Regions from separate parts of the Homo sapiens genome. Here all the other regions are linked to region 2. Evidence: chromatin contacts called from ENCODE Hi-C data. All regions are on one chromosome and are shown on one strand. Each heading gives the region's core, a stretch centred on a gene start or an enhancer-like site at or near the end of the contact. The rest is flanking DNA. Distances are from core to core; before and after follow the strand shown.

Evidence for each region. A loop is a pair of places that touch in the nucleus more often than their neighbours do. Pooled maps may share reads with other maps.
Region 1: a map with no recorded cell type shows a loop between it and region 2 (9-fold over the local background). The contact joins the promoter of NUP98 here to the promoter of CARS1 in region 2. A Hi-C loop is called at or near these places in 4 of 37 single-sample maps with no recorded cell type and 9 of 50 pooled maps.
Region 3: a loop to region 2 is called in a map of CD4-positive, alpha-beta T cell, with 2.1 times the contacts of the local background. The contact joins the promoter of TRPM5 here to the promoter of CARS1 in region 2. A Hi-C loop is called at or near these places in 2 of 168 maps with a recorded cell type or tissue (CD4-positive, alpha-beta T cell and naive thymus-derived CD4-positive, alpha-beta T cell) and 6 of 50 pooled maps.

Annotation. Positions count from the first base shown.
Region 1 is chr11:3,795,115-3,799,290 of GRCh38, forward strand. It overlaps NUP98 (nucleoporin 98 and 96 precursor), which reads right to left and starts at 2,440. Exons shown (of 33, transcript NM_016320.5): 1 at 2,286-2,440. It also overlaps a transcript of PGAP2 not described here. RefSeq lists silencers at 2,117-2,206, 2,287-2,456.
Region 2 is chr11:3,054,284-3,059,019 of GRCh38, forward strand. It overlaps CARS1 (cysteinyl-tRNA synthetase 1), which reads right to left and starts at 3,140. Exons shown (of 23, transcript NM_001014437.3): 1 at 3,060-3,140. The coding sequence starts at 3,084. LOC124902615 (a long non-coding RNA gene) reads left to right here and starts at 4,341. Exons shown (of 2, transcript XR_007062555.1): 1 at 4,341-4,735. RefSeq lists an enhancer at 2,794-3,326.
Region 3 is chr11:2,442,784-2,447,022 of GRCh38, forward strand. TRPM5 (transient receptor potential cation channel subfamily M member 5) reads right to left here and starts at 1,731. Exons shown (of 29, transcript NM_014555.4): 1 at 1,648-1,731. It overlaps KCNQ1 (potassium voltage-gated channel subfamily Q member 1), which reads left to right and starts at 2,225. Exons shown (of 16, transcript NM_000218.3): 1 at 2,225-2,701. The coding sequence starts at 2,316. RefSeq lists silencers at 2,025-2,134, 2,145-2,214.

The DNA.
Region 1 (4,176 bases), core at 1,190-3,689, 740 kb after region 2:
TGCTCTTAGTTATCTAGGACCTAGTAGACATAAAGTCAGGTACTGGCTGGGCACAGTGGCTCATACCTGTAATCCCAGCACTTTGGGAGGCCGAGGTGGGGGATGGCTTGAGCCCAGGAATTCGATACCAGCCTGGGCAACATAGCGAAACCCTGTCTCTACCCAAAATATACAAAAAAATATTAGCTGGGTATGGTGGTGCACACCTGTGGTCTCAGCTACTTGGGAGGCTGAGGTGGGAAGATTGCTTGAGCCCAGGAGGTAGAGGCTACTGTGAACCGAGATTGCGCCACTGCACTCTAGCCTGGGTGATGGAGTGAGACCCTATCTCATAAATAAATAAACAAATAAATGTCAGGGACCAAAGTATCACATAACATATAAACAGCAGGAACTATCTTATCTGGGCCCCATATTTCAGGAGCCTCTCTATTGACTACTGTTAGGTATAACTCCTCCATATTTGTCTATTCATTCAAGTAAACACACTTACTGAGGGCCTACTATGTGGCAAGCAACTGGACAACAAAGATAAGATGAAAATATTTTACCAGCCTAATTAAAAAAACAGCTAAAATAAAAATGATATGTGCTATAAATAGAAATATCAAATAAGTGTTATGGAAGCTTGCAGAGAAGAGAATGCCAAGAAAAGCTTCCCAGAAGAGGGTGATGCCTGAACTGAGAAAATGTCACGGAAAACATACCCTGTTCACGCTTTACTATTTAGACTACGGTTCTCTTCTGCACTACTAGTTCTGAGTTTATGCTTTGTCATCTATACAAGAACAAAGTAACAATCTTACTGATGTGTACAGAACCAAGTGTCAACTAATTCAATTTCATCAAATCTGAAGAGTCAAAAAGAATAATTTTACCCAAGTATTTCCCAGTACCTTTATCCTGTCCAACCTCTAGTTTTGGTTTTTAAATACCCTAACTTCCTCCACCAGGTAAACATACTGTAACCCAGTTAACTCGAGTTTCTTTTCGAATTTGTAAGACCGTCACAGGGAATGATCACTGCTCTCTTTTTGCTCTTTATTCCAGTTAGCTTCTTCCTCCAAAACGGAGTTTTATTTCCTCACCTTATTCTACTATAATACTTCACTTTGAATTCTGTACCTGAAAGGAGCCATGAGTTCCGAGGTACAACTACTACAAACGGACTCCTACCTGGCTTTCTAAGTCTTATCAATATTTCCTGCTTTCTATTCCAGTACTGTTATAAATCCCTAACTGACTCCGAGTCCTCATCAGCTGACACAAGTCAAAAAATTCAGATTTAGAAAGGGAAACAATGGCTTGTAGTTTTACCGATTTGTTTCCGATACATAACAACGCTGACGTTCTTTAACCATCTTCTAAGTTTAGTTCTCAAGCTCTAGGTTAGGGTACCACTAACGAAGCTTCCACCTTACCCGTGAACAGAGCTGGTAGCAACTAAACGGAAAACGCTGTGAAGACTACATCTACGTTTAGCTACCTAATGTCCATGCCGCACCGACCTCCTAAAGGGAATTCTTAATAATGGGAGACTGAAATATCCAGGGAGGGTGAGGTAGTAGAAAACTGTTTAGACTGTCAAAAATCTGGCATTGGCTAATCCTGCCTGTTACTCCGGGCCTCGGTTTCCCCATCTACAAAACTGATGTAAGGTAGGGGGATTGACTTAAACAATTTCTAAAGTCCTTATGGCTATAGTAATCCAGAAACTCAATCTGTCTCCTCATCTGGCTTTACACTGAACACGTGGGAAAATAGAAAAGAACCTTTTGCTCCACCGAACCGACTCCTATTCTCAGATATTATCTTAAAAATCTCCCAAACTTCGGACTCACCCTAATCCTCGGGGTGCCCACTTCCCTTATGGAGAAGCCAAGGCAAATAAAGCCCAGTCCCACATGACGGTCAAGGAAGTGCGGGGCAGACCGTATTCAGGGTTTCAAGGCGCTGACCCCGGAAAGGCCAGCCCACCGTGGGGTCCTTACACCACTGAATGAATGAGTACAACCAGACAGACACCCACTCGCGTGGGCAGCAACTGGAGACCTCCAGGCCTAGACCCCACTGATGTCCATTCTCTCCCAGGGCCTCCAAAGCCGGGCCTCCCGGGCTCCGGGCCCCCGGGTCCTCAGCACCGCCCCTCTCTCAGGCCAGAAGGTGCGCGCAGCGGCGCTAGACTTCGAAGCGGAGAGGCCCTGAGACGCCCCGCGCGTCCGCCCGCCCGGAAGGGGGGAGAAACCTGCCGGTCTCGGCCGCTGCAGCTCGGGCTCCCGACTTACCGCGGTTCGGTGGGGAAGGGGAAGTGTCAGGAGTCCCCTGCTGCCACCCGCCGCTCACAGAGCAGCGCGCGGCCCCCACGAAACCGTCGCCGCCGCCGCTACCACCCCTGCCACCGACCGCCGCTTCGGGCGCAGCGCGCAGAGGGCCCGACTGCGTCACACGCCGCCCGGCGTCAGAGGCTCGTTGCGGACGCTCCGCCCTCGCCGTCCGCGAATTGGTGGACGCGGCCGCCACTCTGGGTCGACCCTGTTATTCATTGGGCAACGCGTCTTTTGAAACCGAACTGAAGGGGGAAGGGGCGAGAGGGAAGAGGAGGGGCAGAAGGAGTTCGGGGAGGCACAGGGTAGGAGCGGTGAGAGGGCCGTGGAGTCCCGCCCCTCGCCGCCGCGGTTGGCGGGAGCGTGTCGTGACGTCACACAGGGCCTCTCGAAGTGGGCTTGTGAATGGCTAGATTGGGAAGCACCGGCGGGGTGTCGGGAAGGGTGGTGACGCAACATAGAGACTCCGCCCCCTTCCTTGGAGCGCCGCGACTCGGGCTGAGGGAGCTCGGGCCAATCAGAGGGACGGCCCCAGAATGGCATGGTAACTATTCGACCCTTTCCTTGCCCCGGTCCGCCGGCGCTGCTGGGAAGGCTTCCTAGTCTCTCTGCCCGCACTTCCCGCCCAGACCACGTGCGGAGCCTGAGGGCCCTCTTGGAAGGTCTGTCTGTCCAAAGAGTTTGCCCGAGGCTTCTTCAGGGCCCTAAATCCTGACCCTATTCTCTCCTGACCCATGCTCGCCCCAGCACTTTCTTTCCCTCCCTGAATTTCTAGGATGGACATTAGGAGCATTAGAGATGCCCTAAGGGACTGGCCCACCAAAGGGCCTGGTACAAATGAGGATTGTTGGAACGTCTTTCCCAGCTGCACGTGGAGAACCCCTAATTCTTTTTTTTTCTTTTTCTTTTGAGATGAAGTCTCGCGTTGTCGCCTAGGGTGGAGTGCATTGGCGCAATCTCGGCTCACTGCAACCTCTGCCTCCCGGGTTCAAGCGATTCTCCCGCCTTAGCCTCCCAAGTAGCTGGGATTACAGGCGTCCGCCACCAGGCCCAGCTAATTTTTGTATTTATAGTAGAGACGGGGATTTCACTGTGTTGGTCAGGCTGGTCTCGAACTCCTGATCTCAAGTGATCCACCCGCCTCGGCCTCCCAAAGTGCTGGGATTACAGACGTGAGCCACCTCGCCCATGAACTAATTTTTTTTTTTTTTTTTGAGATGGAGTCTTGCTCTGTCTCCTCTTTCTCCCAGGCTGGAGTGCAGTGGCACGATCTCGGCTCACTGCAATCTCCGCCTCCCAGGTACAAGAGAGTCTCCTGTCGTAGCCTCCCGAGTAGCTGGGATTACAGGCACTCGCCGCCGCGCCCAGCTGATTTTGTATTTTTAGTAGAGATGGGGTTTCACCATGTTGGCCAGGCTGGTCTCGAACTCCGGAACTCAGGTGATCCGCCCGCCTCGGCCTCCCACAGTGCTGGCCTTACAGGCGTGAGCCACCGCGCCCAGCCGAACCCCTACTTATTCTTAAAGGACGGGTATTTCAAATGTTCCCATCTTCTCAGTGATACATTTGCCAAGCTTTCACAGCGAGTTGAGCTAATGCTTGGGCAGGCCTCTGTTAAAGCCTTGTCACTTTGTATCCTATTATTTACCCTCGGTTTTCTGTGCCTTGGGCTCTTCTTGGAAGTCCTTCTGGGGCCTAGCCCATTAGCAGAAAACTGATATTACAAGAGTGAAAGGTGGGCATTTTCTAGAAACTAGACCTGTTTAGTGACTGAGAGTCTCATAGCAGGAACTGTGCGCAGAAAGCAAAGCGTATACTGGCCGGGCTGGTGGCTCATGCCTGTAATCCCAGC
Region 2 (4,736 bases), core at 1,890-4,389:
GGAGGGAGGTTATTCATTATTAGGGGCATCCAACATCCCTCACAATGAGCCTGTGGGGTGATCAGACAGCAATATTGCCACCCAGAGCACCCACACTGGAAATGGCTTAATCTCCACCCCAAGGGTACTGCCTAAGGCTCTTCAAATACCCGGAAACATGGTACCTGAGTTCATAGAGGAGCAAACATTTCATGTGGCTCTGGGGAAAACATCGAAGGGCATCAGCTTTATTCTCGTCTGCCTTAACTCACTGGGTTGAGCTATTGTGAGTCTGAAGAGAATCATCAAAGGCAGCACAGCACAGCAGTTAAGGTCCCTATTGAGTCAGGCTGCCCAGGTTGGGAGCCTGGCTGTGCCTCTGGCTAGTCGTGATGGTGGACAGATTGCTTGACTTCTCTGAACCTCAGGATTCTCATCTGTACAAGATGCCGGCAGGATCTTCCTCAAAGGGGTTCCCCCAAGGGTGGCAGGAGATAACAGATGCAAAGCATTTAGAGCAGTGCCTGGCACAGACTCATGCTGAAAAAATGCTGGCTGTGTTATTATGAAGACCCTTGAATTAAACTGTATAAAAATTAAACTATAAGTCTGACCTGATGAGCAGCCGACCAAGTGGTATCCCAAGTCTGTGCGGAAAGGCCCTGAGGTAGGCTCCATCTACCCCAGAAACCTCAGAAATGAAACTCATCCTTCTGAAATAATCAGGCTCTTGGACAGGCACCAAGCCTATGCACCTTCAAGACCGCAAAGGAAAAGCTGTACACCCAGTGAGATCAGGAAAGAGAAATAGACCTTCTGAGTCAACTTAGGGAAGATGGTACAAAAATGATGGCCTCCTTGAAAAATCTGGGAAGATGGTCACTGAAAGCATTTACGATTGGATTTTTTTTTTTTTGAGACGGAGTCTCGCTCTGTCGCCCAGGCTGGAGTGCAGTGGCGCAATCTCGACTCACTGCAAGCTCCGCCTCCTGGGTTCACATCATTCTCCGGCCTCAGCCTCCGAGTAGTCAGGCGCCCGCCACCGCGCCCGGCTAATTTTTTTTTTATTTTTAGTAGAGACAGGGTTTCACCATGGTCTCGATCTCCTGACCTCGTGATCTGCCTGCCTCGGCCTCCCAAAGTGCTGGGATTACAGGTGTGAGCCACTGCGCCTGGCCTACGATTGGATTTTATTTCCTGTTCTCATCTTTGAGAGTGTGTGTGTGATGGGAGGAGGCGATAGTAAAGGCAGGTGGGCCATGCCCTGGGGCAGAAGAACACTGGCTGGAGATGCTGTGCGCAGGCTGAGGACTGGGCAATCTGCCTGCTGCCCTGACAGCCCGGAGAGGGCAATCCCAACCTATATGGCAAGCTCCAAAAAGAAGGCAATTCTTACAAGGCTCTGAAAACCTAAAATTCTAAAGCTATTTTTAAAAACAAGATACAAAACACTACTAATACGTCATTTACGTTCACAAATGAACAAAAACACATTTTTAGTTTGAAAACAAACAGGCCCTAACTTTCAGCACAGACACAGCACTTAATTGAGTGCCAGGCACTGTTCTACGTCCTTCCCATCTATTAATTCATTTACACTCCATGCTCCAAGGTAGGAGCCATTACGCATGGTTTGCTGTGGGGCGGGAGGCAGAGTTGGAACCCTGGCCCTTCCAGGGTGGTTCCAGAGTTGGGGCTGTTAACTATGATGCTGTTTTACAGGAATCTGGGTGACTTCTGAGGGCCGCTTGGCTCTGGGACGGGTGGAGATGGTGCTGGAATCCAGGCACACAGGTAGGGTGGTAGGCGGCGTGCCTGGAAGGTGACCACCTCCTGCCACTTGGCACAAGAGTGTAGCCCTGTCATCTGGGTGTCCCCATGCCGCCAGATTACTCGGGTTGTCATAACTACCTATCTATAACCCAATAAACCCTCAGGGGCAAAGGGCACCACCAGATGCTAAGGAAATCTTGGTACGATCTAAACTGAGGGTGGGGGCTGGAGGTGTCTTACAAGAACTTGCATCTAATTTTTGCCAGCCAAAAGAATTAAAAACTAGATACTGAGAATGTTTCCTTTGGAAAGGCTGCTCCAGACTGTTAGGAATCTGGGCTTTCTGATTCAGTCTCTTGCCTTTCCAGCACCTAAAATCTTGCTGGAGGGACAGTGAGAGAAGAACCCACTGGTCTCTCAAGGTCTACCCGCTGGTGACATGAGTGACTGGGGGAGCTGACACAGCTGTGTCCCTGGGGAACCTCCCGGGTTGGCAATAAAATGGGGCAGTAATGCTCTGACAATCAGCTTGCAGTGGACTGCCTGCGGAACTGGAGATGAAAGCCTTCGTAAAGCCCCAAGCCCTTTTACTGTGTGTACGCGTACCCCTGGCGTCCTCTGCCCCATTTCCCTAAATACCAACCTCAGGTGCCCTCCGCCCACCTCCCGGAAGCTGCCAGGTCTGGGCAGAAAACCAAAACAACCCTTGGGCCTTTGTCTCCCCCCTAAAGGCCAGCTGGGGCAAGAGGGAGCGAGGGCCCGCCCAGGCACCGGCTGGGGAAAGGCTGTTTGATGTAGGGCCACCTCCCGGGGTGAGGATGCAAGGGGACCTCGGCAGGAACCAAGTGAGGAAACTGAGGCTGGGTGGTCTGGGCAGCGCCCCGCTCGGGCTCGGGTCCCCGCGGGGTCTGTGCTCCAGCCACGGGTCTGGCAGACCCTCACGCAGGAGTCCCAGGGGTCCCAGTGGCCGTCCCTCGGAGCCGGGCACCCGTTGTCCTTCGGATCCTAGGACGTGCCACCCCTCGAACCTCAGGACCCGCCGTCCCTCAGACCCCGGGCACTGACACCCCTCAGACCCCGAGCACCCCCGCCCCTCGGACCCAAGGACGTGCCGTCCCTCAGACCCCGCGCACTGACACCCCTCAGACCTCGGGCACTGCCGCCCCTCAGACCACGGACACAGCTGCCCCTCAGAACCCATGCACCCGGGCCCCTCAGACATAAGGACTCGCTGCCCTTCGAGCCGAGCACCCAGCGCCCAGTCAGGCCCCCAGCCGCCCTCAGCCTGGCCCGGCCGCGCCGCTCACCCTGCTGCCCGGAGGAATCTGCCATGGCTGGGAATCCCGGACCCGCAGCTGCGGCTACAGACACTTCCTAGAATCTGATGCAACCGCCGCCCCGGAAGTCGCGCCCCACGCCGGGCCCGTCTTCCGGGACACGCCCGGTCGCTAGGCAACTACCAGGGGCTCCGGATGTCGCCGGCCCGGAGCATGCTGGGAGCTGTAGTTCAACCCAATGGCGACCCGCGCTCCGGAGCATCGCGCGGCCAAGCGTTCAGTGGCCGTGCTGGGAGTAGTCAGCCCAGCCGCGGGGAGACAAGCACTAAAGACTGAGCGTCCTGTAATAGGTGTTTAAGTCATGATTGCGCTAAGCGCCGTGGGGACCAGGCCCAGCCTGGAGGTCAGAGGCGGCCTCGGGACAGGGTGTGCTGGCGAGACGGGATGGTTCCCAGGAGGCCGACCTGGAGCAGGGCCTGGGGATGGGCGGGAAGAGCGCTCCAGGCCTAGGGACCGCCCTGCCAATGACCCTGCGGAAAGCAAGCCACTATGAAGTGTTGCGTGAACAGGCTTCTCCATCTCCTTCTCAGACCCCATTCTGGAGCCATCCCCAACCCCCTTAGGGCTCCTGCCTTCTGTGTGCATGATGTCACCTCCCAAGGATATCCCACCCAAGGTTCGTGCACCCATCCAAAATGAGAGGAAATGCTATTTAAGAAACAGAATTTTAATATGTCAAGAAAAATTATTAGCCAGGATTAGTGGCTCATGCCTGTAATCCCAGCACCTTGAAAGGACAAGGCAGGAGGATCATTTGAGTCCAGGAGTTTGAAGCTGCAGTGAGCTACGACTGTGCCACTGCATTCCAGCCTAGGCGACAGAGTGAGACCCTTTCTCAAAAAATAAAAAGTAAAAAATCTTCTAGTTACTTTTTGGAACCTCATGTCTAATTTCATAATAAATTCTAAGGCCGGGCACGGTGGCTCACACCTGTAATCCCAGCACTTTGGGAGGCCGAGGTGGGCGGATTATGAGGGCAAGAGATCGAGACCATCCTGGCCAACATGGTGAAACCCTGTCTCTGCTAAAAATGCAAAAATTAGCTGGACATGGTGGCGCTTGCCTGTAGTCCCAGCTACTCAGGAGGCTGAGGCAGGAGAATCGCTTGAACCAGGGAGGTGGAGGTTGCAATGAGCCGAGATTGCGCCATTGCACTCCAGCCTGGCAACAGAGTGAGACTCCGTCTCAAATAAATAAATAAATAAATAAATAAATAAAATAATAAATAAATAAATTCTAAATTCTACTGGTGGCTGGAAAAAAAAAAGAAGAAAGAGTTTGTTTACATTTCTGCAAAGATCCTGTAGCATGTGCTGTAACTTGCCCAGGATGTGGGAGGCTCTGTGAGACCCCAACTAATCCCAAAGGAGGGACCAAGTCCAGGACTTAGGGGACGAAGTTCTGGCCAGGTCCTACCATGACTCTCACAGTGCCTGTTTCTCACTCATCACTCTAGGACCATGAGTCACCCAAGCCCAGCTCGGCCACATGCCTTCCTGGGAGAAGGAACCGGAGGCGCCCAGGAGAGTCAGAAGCCTCTTAGAGATAAACATTCGGCTAAGGCTTGCCCTGCCCTTCCTTTCTTGCACTAAGAAAGCCTCCTGACATCAGGTCAGGCAAGCCAGAGTTTGGCTGTAAGACCTGGGG
Region 3 (4,239 bases), core at 481-2,980, 610 kb before region 2:
AGTGTACTTTTCATTTGCATTTTTCTTGTTATAAATGAGGTTGAACATTTTTTCATAAGTGCAAAGGTCATGAACCCCATTTCCTATGAACTGCTCATGTCTTCTGCTCCCTTTTCTATAGGACTGTCTGGCAGGTTCCTCACCTCAGTTTTGATGTTCTTTATGTATCAGTGATATTAATCCTTTGTGATCGAAACTGCAAATACTTTTCCCATTTGGTCATTTGTCTCCTTTACTTTGCTAATGGTGCTTCTATTTTAATTTTTCTTATTTTATCTGTTGCTTTTGGATTTCAAGTCATAGTTGGAAATGTTTTCCCGATTCACAGGTTCTTGAGGAATTGACCTGTACATTCTTGTAGAATTTGCATGGCTTCATCTCACCCTTTACACTTGAGCCTCTGATTCATTTGAGATTTATTCTCGTGTGCGGTGAGATGGACCCAAGGTATGCTTTTTCTTTCTTTATGACTGTCCAGTTGTCCAAACGCTGCTTATTCAAAGCTCACCTTCCTCCTGCTGAGGTGGGAGGGGAAGGCAGAGACTCCATGCAGGTGTATGTATGTTCACCCGGAAAGTAACTGCTGAATGCGTGCTGTGTGCCCTGCAGAGCTGACTGACTGCCCCCATCTTCTGACCCGCTGCCCTTCTGCACCTTCACTGATATGCTTCCCAGGAAGGTACCCTCTCCTCGGCCTCCCTTGTGTTATCACAGCGCCCAGCACAAGCTGGGACCCACTCCATCCACTCTTGCTGCAAATACAGACTGTGCACTCCTGTGTGGCACCTCACTAGGGTGGGGAGTCAGGCGTCAAGGGCCTGGGCTGGACTCCGTCCACGATAAAAGAGCAGACTTTTGGCAGGGGGTGGTAGATACATCAAATTGACCCAGGGTGCTCAGGGACGACCTGGAAGTGTCACATGAGTTATGGGTCTCCTGGCGGGGCGGAGAGTCACCGCTGAGCTCCACCTTTAGTCCCTGCCTCAGGGCTGTGTGCAGTATCCTGAAAAAAGCCGGTCTCTTCTGTTGGCTGCCCCCCACCCCCCCCCCAAGCCTGAGACGTGCTGAGACCCAAATGCCAGTAGCGGGCGGGAGGCAGTGCAGAGACCTGTGAAAATCTTCCGATGTGACCAACCCACCCCCACCCAGGGGAATCCACGGGGCGCAGCGGCAGCGCGGTCTCGACGGTGGGGAGGACAAGGCGCCCATTCTCCAAGTTACTAGGGTGGCGCAAGCGCCTCTCCCTTTAACTGCCCAGGCAGCCCCGCCTGCTATGCCCGGCAGTCAAACCAGGTCCAGACCCCGGCTGTGCCGCCCCCACCCCCCAGCAGCCCTGCCGGCTCCCCACCCACACAGCTCCCACTGGGAGGTACCTGACAGTGGTGGTCCCATCTCACCCTCCCGGTCCAAGGGCCCTGGTGGGAAGCGACCCGAGCGTATTCGCCGCCCGCAGCTCGCGCGCCTGGGCACCCGGGGGCGCTCACAGTGATCGCGGGGCCAGCACACCCTCACCCAGGACATCCCTTTCCTCCCCCCAACCCCAACTCCGGAGTGGCTCAGAGGGAGGGAAAGTAGATGCCGGCACCCTACCCCGCCCCTCCTGCCCCCGCTGTGCCGTTCTCGGTCGTGGTATCGGCCAGGCCTTACCCCTTCCTCCCTGGCGCAGCTGGGGTCCTCCTCCGGGCCAGGCAGAGCAGGCGGGCATCAGAAGTGGGGGCCAAGCAGGTGGGTGAGGGCAGGGCAGGAGCAAGCAGGGGAGATGCAGACGGGGCGGGGCCAAGCAGGTGGGTGAGGGCGGGGCCAAGCAGGTGGGCGGGGAGGGGGCGGGGCCAGGCGGGGTAAATGCACACTGGAACGGGGCCAAACAGGTGGGCGAGGAGGGGGCGGGGCCAAGCGGGATAGATGACACGAGCGGGGCTAAGCAGGTGGGCTCGGGCGGGGGTGGGGGTGGGGGCGGGGGCGCAGGCGGGGGCGGGGGCGCGGACAGGCCAAGCCAGGGGGTGAGGCGGAGGCAGGGCCAGGCCGGTCCGTGGGGAGAGGGCGGGCCAAGCCGGTGGGCGCGGGCAGGGACGCCCTGTGCGCGCCGGACCGGCGGGGGCGGGGCGTGCAGGCGGGGGCGGGGCACGCCGTCCCATGGGACCGGCCCTCGGCCACTGCCCCCTCCGGCCCCGCCCCGAGCGCCCGGGCTGGGCCGGCAGCGGCCCCCCGCGGCGGGGCTGGCAGCAGTGGCTGCCCGCACTGCGCCCGGGCGCTCGCCTTCGCTGCAGCTCCCGGTGCCGCCGCTCGGGCCGGCCCCCCGGCAGGCCCTCCTCGTTATGGCCGCGGCCTCCTCCCCGCCCAGGGCCGAGAGGAAGCGCTGGGGTTGGGGCCGCCTGCCAGGCGCCCGGCGGGGCAGCGCGGGCCTGGCCAAGAAGTGCCCCTTCTCGCTGGAGCTGGCGGAGGGCGGCCCGGCGGGCGGCGCGCTCTACGCGCCCATCGCGCCCGGCGCCCCAGGTCCCGCGCCCCCTGCGTCCCCGGCCGCGCCCGCCGCGCCCCCAGTTGCCTCCGACCTTGGCCCGCGGCCGCCGGTGAGCCTAGACCCGCGCGTCTCCATCTACAGCACGCGCCGCCCGGTGTTGGCGCGCACCCACGTCCAGGGCCGCGTCTACAACTTCCTCGAGCGTCCCACCGGCTGGAAATGCTTCGTTTACCACTTCGCCGTGTGAGTATCGCCACCGGCGACGGCCGGCACGAAGGTGCTTCCTGAGAGCTGGTGTGGGGGAGCTCTGTCCCAGCGCCACCTGCCCCGTCGGAGCTGCGACCCCGGAGCAGAGGAGGGAAGGAAGTGGGGAAACGCAGAAACACAAACTCTGCACTCTCCCTTGAAGTTCAGAGGCGCTGCTGTGTCTGGGGGTGCGCATCTTCTCGCAGGCCCGGCGTGGGGAGGGAGCCGGCTGGGGAGGGGACCACCTGGAGCCCAGAATTTGGCTCCACACCTCCGGGAGGGTAGTCCAGGTGTGAATCCTTCTGGGAAGAGAAGCGTGCTGGGGAGCGCACCCTTGGGTGCAGTAAGATAACTCCTCAAGGTCGGCTGAGACTCGAGGCTCAGGAGCCCCCAAGAGAGAAGGCCCCTGATGTCCGGTGCCGCATCTCAGACCCCCTGAGGCCCAGGTGGACTCTGGGGCAGGGGGCTGTCCAGGATAGGAAGGTGACGGTGGCGGTGCTCCCTGAGGGCTCAGCATGCCACGGGCCGTCCCCACGGGCCCCACATTAACTAATTGAACCAAGCTCATGAAAACCTGGCTTGATGCAGAGAGCGGAGAGGCACGTTTGCAGCTCTCACTAAGAGGCAGCTGTGCTCCCGGAGAAAGCAGCGCTGGTAGCAGAGGCACCTGGCCCCCCTGTTACCAGGTGGTTCCAATTCCCGGTACAGCGTGCCTGAGCAGGGCTGGGCACTGGATTTCTCAGGGACAGGCCTGGGAAGTCACCTCCGGGAAGGTCCAGGCTGCTCTCCTCCATGCCTGCCTGGGGCCTTCCCCCGCTGCCCCAGTGGCCCTACTTCCTGGCTGCCCAGCCAGCGGCCTTTTGGTGTGGTGCCAGCCTCTGGCCTGGGAGCCTCTACCCAGACATCCCATGGCTGATGGCTGTGGGGCTCACCTGAGGGCTGAAGGGTGGTCTCCCTGAGCGTCCTCAGGTGGAAGCATCTCCTCTGCCTCGGGCAGGCTCAGTAGAGAACTGGCTGGAGGGCATCCAGAGGCCTGTCCATGCCTGCTGGCAGCTGCCACCAGGGCCTCAGGGCGGGTGACAGCAGGAGCCAGGCCCCAAATGGCTTCAAGCATCGTCTCAGGTGAGGGGGTGGGGTAGGGGTCGCAGGGCTACTGCCTTCCTTGCTAAGAGGTGGCCTTCCACATCAGGAAGGGGAAGTCTTACCCACCTCCCTCCTCAAAGATGTGGTTGGGGGGTGATCTTGGAGACTTTTCCCCACCCCAGCTCCCAAGCCCCTGTCTCCTGACATGTCAGTGGGTGCCTGAGCCACAGCCGCTGCTGGTCTGTGAGAGGAGCTGGCTCTGCTCGTGGCTGCAACAGCGGGGGCTCGGCTTGGGGTTTGGGAGATATTTGTGTGCAGTGACCCCAGGGGAACCCAGTCCGATGCCACTGTGCAAATGTCTAGCAGATGCCAGGTTCACAGGTGCTGTGTGCTGGTGGCCACCTGCCTCCCGGACCCCAGACTCTCTGAGATGTCCAAGGGTGGGAAGACCT